Linked DNA regions of Homo sapiens: region 2 is linked to region 1. The links are chromatin contacts, found by Hi-C or POLR2A ChIA-PET in ENCODE. All regions are on one chromosome and are shown on one strand. The core of a region is the stretch at or near the end of the contact, and the rest is flanking DNA. Distances in the headings are between cores, read along the strand shown. Region 1 holds the start of MYL12A (myosin light chain 12A). Region 2 overlaps DLGAP1 (DLG associated protein 1).

Evidence for each region. A loop is a pair of places that touch in the nucleus more often than their neighbours do. ChIA-PET counts read pairs that join two places held with the same protein, here RNA polymerase II (POLR2A). Pooled maps may share reads with other maps.
Region 2: a map with no recorded cell type shows a loop between it and region 1 (7-fold over the local background). The contact joins the enhancer-like site here to the promoter of MYL12A in region 1. A Hi-C loop is called at or near these places in 1 of 37 single-sample maps with no recorded cell type and 4 of 50 pooled maps. POLR2A ChIA-PET finds 5 or more read pairs at or near these places in 1 of 52 experiments (GM12878).

Annotation. Positions count from the first base shown.
Region 1 is chr18:3,246,551-3,252,886 of GRCh38, reverse strand. It overlaps MYL12A (myosin light chain 12A), which reads right to left and starts at 5,086. Exons shown (of 4, transcript NM_006471.4): 1 at 4,978-5,086. It also overlaps a transcript of MYOM1 not described here. RefSeq lists enhancers at 3,948-4,017, 5,150-5,379 and a silencer at 4,780-4,859.
Region 2 is chr18:3,525,218-3,531,131 of GRCh38, reverse strand. The region is part of intron 10 of DLGAP1 (DLG associated protein 1); the gene reads left to right. Among named protein-coding and RNA genes, the nearest start is that of GAPLINC, 62 kb to the right of the region's middle. RefSeq lists a silencer at 4,167-4,461 and an enhancer at 4,225-4,969. Within about 2 kb of position 4,356, at least 5 of the 41 ENCODE cell types and tissues checked have a DNase peak (open chromatin) inside an H3K27ac peak, as active enhancers do; they include GM12878, where a contact is called at or near this core.

The DNA of each region.
Region 1 (6,336 bases), core at 3,837-6,336:
GCCTAAACTGGCTATTCCATAGTACGGTGGACAGAAAGGTGAAGAATAGTAAGAATGACTAACTGATGGAACAGGTCTTCATCTCCTAATCTCTATTGACAAATATTGTTAAAGCTTTCACTTTCAACTAACATTTTTTATTGTACCCTCACCACTAGGCAAAAGTAGTTCAAAAAAACTATTTGTTGAAAGGCTAATAGTAAAGTATAAAAAAACTGAAGGGAATTCATCTATAGTTTTTATAGACATTGCACTCTATCCAAACCAGTTTCTTGCATTACAGTCACACTAAATCACTGGAAGTATCTAAGATCTCTAAACAGAAATCAGAGCACAAGCTTTTAAAATAATTTTAAAAGTTTTAGAAAACATCTTAAACGTAGAAACTACCTTTGCTCTCTTACCTAAATTTATCCCGGTAAAATTTAAGTTAAAATTAAAAAGAATGTCTAATAATACCTAAAATAAAAAGGCAATTTTCAATACTCAATCTGTTAAAAACTACAAAAATTTGTTTCAAGTTAAAAATCTCAGTCATCAGACAATAAAATTCTACCATACCATCCTTCAGAGTTGCAGGGAAGATGGTAGTCTGCAAAACCGCTCAGCAGCAAAAGTAAGACACTGCATTGAGTTATATTCTTCCAAGCAGGTCTAAAATAGGCACTACTGATTTCACTCTGACCAGGATAACAATTTTAAAGCTTACGTTCTGAAAACAACATTTAGCTATGATCTGGCAAAACACTATGCCATTGGTCTAAAAATAAGTCTGTGGACTGCAAAGAATGAACTACCACCTAGATCTCAGCACTCCAAAGTGACCCTAAGAATGTGTTTCCGATGTGTTTAAAAAGTAATTTCTTACATTCTTTCCTTGATTATAACCATATCGTCCAGACTAAATACAATTATGGAATGATTAGAAAAGCTCTGCCTCAAATTTTTTAAAGCTAAATCTGTTTTCAGATTTTAATAGGAAATTCCACAAAGGATAGTCACAAATTCCAGCCCATCCAATACAGCACCGTATGGCAACTGGAATATATTGTTGAAAAGATATATCCTACATAGCACAGAAGTTATGATATATATGCTGTTCCCAAATTTCCTAGAATTCTTTAATCAACTTTTAGGATGCTGCCTTTCATGACTTAAAACTATTCATAAATGCATATTTTCATTCTATAACACCTTTGGGGGTAGTAAATCCCATTCACATCTAAACTACATGAGGATGTACTTTCCTCGTCTGTTATAAATGCTGTCTTTAAAAAATACAAAGAGATATAGAATATATTATTCCTCCAATTCTTAAATGTACGCAAGGACTTGGAGCAAGAGGTTGAAACCCAATGAGTGACACGTTTACCAGTCCATATCGCTTTAATATTTTAGGCATGTCACGCCTTTGCAAGCCAAAGCACATCTTTAAAAATAGTCTGTTTTGTGTGACAACATTGTCTTTCCCTAATGATGCAGAAATGTCAGCTATTTTAAGAACAAAGAAACTGATGAGGTCAAACGGCTGACACATCTGATTTTTTAATCTATTATATAAAATCTCATATAACTAAATTTACGAGGGTCCTCTAGATACATTTTCAAAATGCTTAGTTTTGGTTGTAAAGTAGTATGTTTTCTGAATTCTGATATATTTCCTATTCTTTTAATCACGCACTTTTTTGAATTGTAAATGTATTATAAAATAGATTTTTAAAGTAAAAAAGCTTTTTTTTTTTTTTGGGTCAGCACTGACAATGGCCTCATATAGAGCTCTTCTTCAGCACATTCAATACTTAATCTTATCAATTTTATTATGAAGTTAATTAAACTAATATGTATCAAACGTCATATTAATTATGTTGAATACTAGCTAAGAGTTAAGAAATGTAAGGCATGTGTCCTATCTTCAAGGAGCTTAATATAGTTGGGGAGGCAACTATAAAGAAATGAGATGATTGGTTCAACTTATGAAATGAGTCATAGTTTTCATTCCAGAAGTATGACTCTAAACTTAAAACGTGTGACAATAATGAAAAATAATTCCTAACATGGTACATAATTATCAAATGCTGTGAGTTCAGAAAAGATGTTTCTGAGTAATTAAGGGATTGGGGAGGAGGAAGACCTTGAAAAACCCCGTGTGGGATCATTTAGAAGCTACAAAGCATTGTTAGAATGAAGAGATTCGGCTGTTAGTCTCAATTCTAACAAATTAAGGTAGTTAATTCTATCAAAAACTGGCAGTGTAATGTTGAGGAAGTTACTACCTAGGCCTTTACTTTTTCAAGGAGGCTGGATTCTGATCTATGAGTTATTTTCCACCAGAAACCTTTCAGCGATAGGGAGTTTGGCTGCACAGTCACTGTTCCAAAATACAGAAACTGTGGGGTTTTTTCCCTACCAAACTAAAAGTGTGGGGAGAATAAATAATGGTGGAGGGAGTCAAATCAGGAACAGTGCTATGATCTCAAGGAGCAGATCATTTCTGATATTGTCAGGGTCCTCTTTGCTGATTCTAGTTTGTTGTTCATTTTACTTTCCTTCAAACAATTTAGACTGTCACTCTTCATGTAATAAGCCTTCAGCAAATGCACAACTCTCATCGAAGTTTAGAAAACTAGGGTATACCCCTTAATCTAAAAAAGTTGAAATTGCTTTATTATTATACTTTAAGTTTTAGGGTACATGTGCACAACGTGCAGGTTACATATGTATACATGTGCCATGTTGGTGTGCTGCACCCATTAACTCGTCATTTAACATTAGGTATATCTCCTAATGCTATCCCTCCCCCCTCCCCCCTGAAATTGCTTTTTACAAAAAGCAAGCTAGGGTAAAATAAATTGAAAAGATTTCATGTCAATGTAATTATTCTTTAGGATGCAAAGATCGCCAGGTAAGGACCTGAGGTTTCCAAATTACGAAGCTCCTCAATCATAAAGTCGAGTCTTTATTTACTTATTTATTTTTATTTATTTATTTTTGAGACGGAGTCTTGCTCTGTCGCCCAGGGTGGAGTGCAGTGGCGCGATCTCAACCTCCACCTCCAGGGTTCAAGCAATTCTCTGCCTCAGCCTCTGGAGTAGCTGGGATTACAGGCACCCACCACCATGCCCAGCTAATTTTTGTATTTTTAGTAGAGACGGGGTTTCACCACCTTGTGCAGGCTGGTCTTGAACTCCTGACTTCGTGATCCACCTGCCTCGGCCTCCCAAAGTGCTGGAATTACAGGCGTGAGCCACCGCACCCAGCTCGAGTCTTTATTTTTGAGGGATTAAGTGAAAGATCCTTGGTGTCAAGGAGTGTCTGTTGTACGAAACTGGAAAGTAGAGAGACTTACAGAACAGGCTTCTACAAAATATGAGGATTTCAGATGCATGAGAAAGTGGATGAAGGGCAGTTAGGAGACTGAGTTTACAGATCTAAAGGAGCATAACCTTTTTTTTAAGTCAGGCGAGGTGAGCGCTGGTGGCAATGAATCTGGTTTTTATTTTGTGTTTTAGCTCAGAATCATTGTGGGCTGTAACGAGAGATACACAACATGATTAAGGAAAATGTTAGACTAGATTAATAGGTGGGAGAAATAGAAGAGATTCTCAAAGTGGCTTTCCCCACACACCAAAGGACACAAGAAGTTTTCAGAATCTCTAGAAACTATGTTCATTTATAAAATGGGATTAATCCATACCAATATATACATTAGAGTTCTGTGGTTAGAATCCTAGAGTCCAGCATTTATTTACAAAGTGGCAATAAATGTAAAATAACCTAGAAACTTCTTCTACAAAACGAACACTCAAATTGATAATATTCTGAGAAATATCACACATTCTGCAAGAAAAAACCACCATCTTACAAAACACTGCGTACTGTGATAGCACCTAGTATTTGGTGGGCTTTCTAAACCCTGACCAAATATACCGCCTCATTTAATCAATGCACTTAAAAAAAAAAAGCCTAAGTATAACTTATTTTCTGGTGCTAACCACAATTTTTAAAAAGTGTATTTCAAGTTGGTGCTTCCGTTCCAAGTAAACCAAGTTTCATTTCTTATGCAAACTTCCGGTTGAAGGTAGGATTCGTTCTCTTGGACTGCCACACCCAAAAGTTCTCACCACTGGACAAAGACAATTAGCTGTGAGGGCTGACTTGCCAGTAAAGCCTCGCTTTTGAAAATAGAGTGCTTTTCTGATTACCGTTTATTAGAGCCCTTCCAGAACATGAAACAAATACCAATAATTTTAAGAAATATTCGCTTTATTCGCCTTTAAATATGAAACTTTTTGCACTTAAGTTAAAATCTCTGCTAAATCCATAGGTCTCTCAAGAACTGACAGATACATTCATATACCTACTAAACTACTTTAAAAAGAAGACACTTCCATGGCGAATTGAATTAGCCCAAACTTTCCCCCCAAATGGGACAAGGTATTACATTTTGGAGTTTTTCTTCGAGTCACAAACTAAACTCCAGATCTCTCTGTCCAAAATTTCATCGCTTAAAGAAAAAAAGTTCTAATTACAGGAGCGGATACTGAGCTGAAGAACTTCCCAATTTGAGTTGGTTATTCCTACTAAACGCAGCCACACAGCTGCAACAACAGCTGCAGCAGGGGGACAACGGGCTACGTTTTTGCGCAAACCCTCTTGAATCGGGCAAGTTGACGTTAGAAACTAAAATAGTCCCGGAGTCAGCTCTGCAGGGGTCGGGTTTCGCGGGCCCGGCAGTCGCCCAAGCTCAAGGCGCCAGTGAGCGAAGCCACATTTCCAGAGTTCCAAGTTTGGGCACAGGAGCGAAGTTCGGGTCTGGGCCACTCCAAGCCATGGCCTCGGATCCCAGAACCGGGGACCTGGCTGGCACACCTGCCCAGGTGCGCTACCGGCGCCAGGAGCCCCGCCGCCCTCCAGCTGCCCCCGCGGAGACGGGTCCCCGGGATGGGTCTCACGCGCCCGAACGCGAGCGCCACTCACCCGGCACAGCTACGAGAATCCGAGCACCTCTCCGAGCCCCTCGCTGCCGCTATCACACCACCCTGCTACCCAGAGAGCCGCTAAAAACCACCGCTTCCGGCCTCTGCTTAGCAAGCCGGAAGGAAGCCCGGTCACCTTTCTTGGCCCGCAGAGTGGGTCTGACTTCACGGAGGGGCGACAGAGAGGGAAGTCGCCAGTGTGGTCAGCGGGCGTGGTATTGACCAAGTGCATGAGAAGGAAGTGTAAAGTGGGCGACCTAGAATATAGAGCAATATATAATGGTCCTCTGGGTCCTGTTACTGAGTTTCCTTCTTTTTTGTACCTGTTGTTGCAGTGTTAAGTCTTCCTCCCCCCTATCCTTTCCGCAGATGGTTGCGTCCGTCCTGTGGCTTTGCCTGGCCGCACATTCCAGGGCACGGCGAAGGGCGGGGCCCGTCGGCCCAAGTCCTTGTAGGGAAATCGAGGAGAGGGCTGCGGGCCCACGTGACTGACCCTCGCCCCGCCCCGAAGCCGGGCTCCAGCTTGTGGGCGGTAGTGCGCCTGCGCTTGACGCCCCGCGCGGGGTCTGGGTCTCCGCCTGAGGGCCCCGGAGCAGTGCGCGTATCCCGGGAGCGGATCTTGATGCTAGCTCTGTGTGCAGTGTAATTTTATTAAGAGTCCCGCCCCCTCCATACGGGAGGAAACGTGTGTCCCTGGGGCCCTCAGCCAAGCCTCCACTATCTTTTTGGCCCAGACGGATTTCCCAGGTCACAAGTGGCTGGAGACTTCCTCTTGAAAAACATTTGCCGTCGTTTTTCCCTGGCAGAGCCCCTTTGACCCTGGCTAACAAGGACAGCCTGACTTGGATCCCACTATGCAGGAAGGAAGGCGACTCTTCCCCGCACCTCTTGCTACGATTAGGACTTGCGACTTGGTGAAAACAGGAATCAAAACTTGGGCCTATTTCTCCTGAGGTCTGCTTGCCTAGAACAATTCGTAACGATGAATCTTATTAAAAAGAGAAAGTCCTCCCCGACTTTATCTTTTTCCGCCCAGAATCCGATAAGGAAGACTTGTTCTGGCCCCCTCAGCTCTCTGACCTCACCTACCAGAGGAGAGAGTGGGATCCTCTAACACTCGAGCCGTCATCCCAGCACTAGGGGACAGTGACCAGTGTGGCTCCCGTGGCCAGAACCCTTCTGAAGTTTGGGTTGCCCTGTGGTCTTCGCCTTCAAAGCAGGCCGCCACTTGAATCCTTCTGGAACGGACAGTGTTGCTGTAAACGCCGCGGAATAGTATCTTCTAAGTATTCGTAGCTTCTTTCTTGAGGGATCTCGGGAACGTTCCGTGTATTAACCACTAACGTATTCCAAAGTTAAC
Region 2 (5,914 bases), core at 3,107-5,606, 280 kb before region 1:
CATCTACTATAAATCATGTTAAGTGCATTTACTAAATGCACCAAACTAGTGGTGTCAAAGAGTAGTGAGTTTTTCCCTAGGGGAATCATTTTTTTAATGAAATGGAGTCTGGAAAATAACAGTTGTCATCAGACTGGGGATATCTTCACTGTGTCCACTCTCTCACTCACAGCTCCAGTCTGCTCCTCCTGCCTGACCCCTGTCAAATGACTGACTAGCTTATCGCTTGCCTTTATGGGCAAGTTAGGAAATTCATTAACGGGTTTCTGTAAAACCCATAAATGGGTTTCCTTTGCTTCTTCATATTATGAGTGCAAACAACTTGGCAGTGGAAAAGTAAATCTCCTTGACATTTGCCCCTGTTAGTGCCACTGCAGACTCACCTGAGTGTTGACCCCCAAGCACAATTAGGTCTTTGCCCTGGTGACAGGTAAACAAGGTATGTCTCAGCAGCAGTGGGAGCAGGGGTAGTTTTCAGTAAGAAAGTCTTAGTTGGATCATCTTATTCACTTTTCTCCTTGTGGACATACTCACAGTTTATCAGATTTTCCTAGGAAAAATGCCAGCAACTAAGGAACAATGACATCCCGTGCCACTGCTCAATGGCACAAACTTTCAGATTTCAATTCTCAAATTTGGTTCTCCTTCTAGCTTCCTGATTGGTGTTCTCTCTCTCTCTTTCTTTCTTTTTCTTCCCTCCTTTCTTTGGTTTTCTTTTCTTTCTTTTGGCAGAGTCTTGCCCTGTGACCCAGGCTGGAGTGCAGTGATGGGATCATAGCTCACTGTAGCCTGGACGTCCTGGGCCCAAGTGATCCTCCCACCTCAGCCTCATGAGGAGCTGTCACTACAGGTGTGCACCACCATGCCTGGCTAATTTTTAAAAAATTTTATAGAGATAGATTCTCACTGTGTTGCCCAGGCTGATCTCAAACTCCTGGCCTCAAGCAATCCCCCCACTTCTGCCTCCCAAAATGCCAGAATTACAGGCATGAGCCACCCACCCAGCTCCTGGCTGGCTTTCAACAGGACTCTTGGAAACTACTTATCTGTTGTTTTCTTTTAATGGGCCTTTCAGTCTGAGACTTGATCTACCTCTCTCAACCCAACTCTATAATGATGTGTGAGGATACTCATTGTATAAAGATTTAGGAAAAACTAAAGGAGCTAGGAAAACAAGTCAGTTGTATTGTAATACAATAACATATATTTGAAAGGTTGAAAATCTTGTCAGAAAACCAGCTTCTCAGCCTATGTTCAGGATGAAAGAGAAACGTATTTGTATTTTGAAATGTACACTGCTGGCAAAGTCCCAAGATAATGAACATGAGGGAACTGCCCAACCATCTGTTGTTCCAGGCCTAATTTGTTGTTCAAGCTGAACTGGGTATCGCCCTGGTGCTCCTGTAATGCCCTGTGTATTTGTCCTTCAGGTACTTCCCACATTATTTTATAATAACCGATGTATCTTTCTCTTCCACTAAAAAGTAAGCTTTCTGAAAACAGAAATTATTCTTGTCTTACTCATCTTCATATCACCAGACCCTCTGACGCATAACAGGGGATCAGTAAATATGTATTTGAGTCCTTGAAATATTCTGGAAATTCTGTTTTATAAAAGTATTTTACTTAGCAAAACCTTTCTTCCTAATTAGCTAAAAAAAAACTTCAATAAGTAATACCTCAGTCCTTTCAGGCTGCTATAACAAAATACCCTAGACTGGGTAATTTATAAACAATAGAAATTTATTGCTCACAGTTCTGGAGGCTGGGAAGTTCAAGATTAAGATACTGGCAGGTTTGGTGTCTGGCAAGGGCTGCTCTCTGTTTCAAAGATGGCGCCTTCTTGCTGCAGCCTCACGATGGAGGCAGCAGACAAGCTTCCTGGGCCTCCTTGATAAGCGTAGTAACCCTATTCATGAGGACTCTGCCCCTGTGACCAACTCACCTCCTATAGGCCCCCTGTCTTACTATTTATACATTGGTAATTAGGTTTCAACATATGAGTTTTAGAGGAGCACAGACATTCAGACCATAGCAAGTAACTAACAGTTCTTGTTGCCAAAAGCTGGAAAGGTGTTCCCGTGACAGATGATGAGCTCTTCTGATCAGGACAAGGATGTGGAAGAGAGAGATGGGCACCTGCCACAGAAGTGATGGAAAGCACTTCCGTGTGGGACAGGTGGCTAGTCCAGATGAACCTTGTGTGTCCTGTCTCATTCTTAAGACACAGTTCCATTCCACAAACACTTGAAGGCTTTCTCTATTTTTTCATACTTTGAGAGACACGAAATAGGAGCTTCAAACTACTGGGATTCCAAAATTCTAGTCAGTGCCGTGGCAAACCCTGCGCCCAGGACAGAGTCACCAATTTCAAATGCGGCCAATCCAGATCAGGGAGAATTGGACCATAAAGCAGTAGCAACCCTCTCCAGGAAGAAGGGAAAATATCAGTGCATGAAAGAATATTCATCTTGCCCTCACAATACCCCTGACGATGGCCTAGAGACTTTGACAGGTGCTGTTTTATTTGCCCTCACAACAGTTCTCTGGCAGTATCTTGTCCAAGGTCACAGAAAACAGAAGTGTCTGATAGAACAGATACACATGAATAACATTTGACAAGATAATGATACTTTGCGTTGCCTGGCACTGTCCTCCTTAAAGCCCGCCATGCAGATCTGTCCCTGACTCCTTGGCAAGCACCACTCTGTTCTGATAACTGGGCCTAGAGTTGCAGAGGGCCTTTGTTTCACCAATTCTCTGACTTAACCTTTTCTTTTTTTGTAAGAGGGGCGGTAAGGAAGAGAGGCCAATCCCACTTGGCAGGCATAGCCAAATTCTAAGCAACCAGCTTTTGTTTGTTTTAATTCTGTGCACACCAGAAAAATAGCTTCGATAAATGGGTCAAGTACAGATACCTCTATCCCTTGGCCAAGCCAAGGGATGTTTCAGACCTGCAGAAGGAGGGCCTCTCTTCAGGGTGCCTGACAAACGTGGTGCCATAACAAAATCCCCCCAGGAGATCTGGTCTTGAAGTCATCATGAAAAGATAAATAGGATAGAGGGAAAAAACGGAAGATTCTAATCACGCAATTTATTTTGTGGGGTACCAGAATTATCCCAATTTTTAAATATTTTAAAATGTTTGGTGAATGTACATAATGCCTCCGAATGGTACACTTCACTGTGGTTAAAATGGCAAATCTTATGTCTATTTTATCACAATTTTAAAATACCCCCACTGGGCGTGGTGGCTCCTGCCTGTAATCCCAGAACTTTGGGAGGCCATGCCATGAGGATCGCTTGAGCCCAGGAGTCCAAGATTGGCCTGGGCAACAGAGACCCTATCTCTACAAAAATATATATTTTTTTAATTAGGCAGGCTTGGTGGCATGCACCTGTGGTCCCAGCTACTCATGAGGCTGAGGTGAGAGCATTGCTTGAGCCCAGGAGGTCGAGGCTACAGTGAGCCGTGATCGTGCCACTGCACTCCAGCCTGGGAGACAGAGGGAGACTCTGTCTCAAACAAACAAAAAACAACAAACACAAAACAAAACAAAAAAAACTAAAAAAACAAAAACTCAGAAATAGGCAGCAGCAGCTAAAGATAAGCAGAACAACCATGTTCATGTTCATATTCATGTAAGAATGTATTTTGTTAATTGACTCCCTGAATTCAAAATACAGTGCATCCATGGCAAAAAAAAAAAAAAAAAAAAAAGTTTGGAAAATAACCTGTTTACTCACTGGAAATTTGAGGTTCAGATATTGCATGTGGGGTAGTTGTAATCATCTTTCTCTATTAGAGAGTTGAAGAAGAAAGAGTCTATCTAATTTTAAATAGTTATTTAGTTATTAATTATTTTGTGATGTCATTATGCTAATTGTGACAGCTGCTTTTGGCCTCACAGGGCTGGAAAACACCTTCCTAGTTCACCTGAAACTGACTAAATGTGGGTAACAAAAGGCAGACCGAAAACAAGCATTTGGAGTAGCCAGGAGCCTCAAGCTATCTTTTGAACAGTGTAACTATACATTCTTTGGGTGCCTGGAGTTACTGTTTTCCCTGATAAATGCAAAGCAGAGCAAAGACTTTAGTTCTTGTTTTAAACCTTCAACCCCAACCGTCGACAGTACCTTTTTTTTTTTGGCTTGATAATAAAATAATGAAACTGCAGTGAGTGAGGTTTCCTCCAAGCCAAGACAGCTGACAGAATGCTTGTTCCCGCAGCACTTGAAGTAAAATGATACGAGCTCTTCTCAGACAATGAAGCCCTTGTGTGAAACAGCTGTCTCAGGGAGATGGCTCAGTGCTATTTGACAGTGGCTTGTATGTTACATAGATACGTCTGGTATTATCTAACCGGGGATGAAACGACCAGATGGAGCTGAATGCCTCCAACTAGGAATGCAGTCTACCACTGTGGGGAAAGAACATAGGCTCAGGTTTCAATGGCCCTAAGATGAAATACCGGTGATTGTACTTCTAAATCTGTCTTTGCCTTCTGAATTGTAGACAACAAATACGTGGAATTTTCAGGCTTTATCTGAAACAAACTGATAAACCTAGAGCATGTGCCGGAGGCAGATTAATTCTTCCACTTTAATTTTGCCTGGTAATAGCATCCAAGCTAGTGAAACTTGGCCTTCAGTCCCCTAGAAGGCTTGGGACCCTTGGCAGCGAATGCGGGGCTGGTAATGACACCTGAAATGGGGTTTGCCTGGTTTCAGGTTTGGTTACGGAAACTGTGCACAGTCATTGTGATGGTCTATCGGTGCCATCACCCAGGGTTTATCCGCCTGGGATTGCCTCTGCTGTGTCTCTGCGGCCTGTGAAACAGTGGGTGGCAGACAAAGCTGTATCTGTGAGTTCTGCAATTCATCTGCCTCCAGCCCGTGTGTGTTTCTAAGTGGGGAGCAATGGCTGCATTCTAGCCTAGCTCCTTTCTGTTTTATTCTCATCTAACTCTTGCAATGAACCCTCAAAAGGTCCCTCCCACTCCACCACACACACAGACACACATACTTGCATGTCTCTTTTTGTAAGCTCCAGACAACCTGAAATTAGTGACCGCAGAGGAAGTGGCAGTAATGAAAAGGAAATCGGCTGTAATGTGCCATATGTTTAACCTTGAGAATGCTCCATTCATGCCGCTTTGCACAGCGCTGGTGCCAGAAGGCCATTAGACACCATCCTTTTGTGGATGTGCTTCTTGAGGGTGGTGTCTCCCAGCTCAGGAGGGCACGAAAGCATGAAGAGGTGAAGTGATGTGGTTAATTGGGGGCAGAACTGGGCCTGGAAACAGATCTGTTCCTAGGCCAGTGGTGTTTCTGTCATTCCAGAGATGGCAAAGAGAGGGACTGGCTCACGGAGCAAGACCTCCTATCATTTTCTCCAATAACTGTTTCTGTGAAATATAAATGCAATGGACTGGTGGGGCGCAGTGGCTCATGCCTATAATCCCAGCACTTTGGGAGGCCGAGGCAGGCAGATCACGAGGTCAGGAGTTGGAGACCAGCCTGGCCAACATGGTTGAAACTCCGTCTCTACTAAAAATACAAAAATTAGCTGGGCTTGGTGGTGCATGCATGTAATCCCAGCTACTCGGGAGGCTGAGGAAGGAGAACTGCTTGAACCCAGGAGGTGGAGGTTGCAGTGAGCCGAGATCACGCCACTGCACTCCAGCCTGGGTGACAGAGCAAAACTCCATGTCGAAAATAAATTAAAAAATAAATGCAATAAATGCAATGGACTTCAAATAAAATATACAGTTTTTTTCATTTAGATTACCTAGGGAAATAGAAACTAATTTCATTTCATCCAACTTTCAAAGGCTCAAAACTGTCTTTATCTATATGATGTATATGATGCTACCATTTCGTGGCTGATATAAGTCAAGATATTGATCCAAAG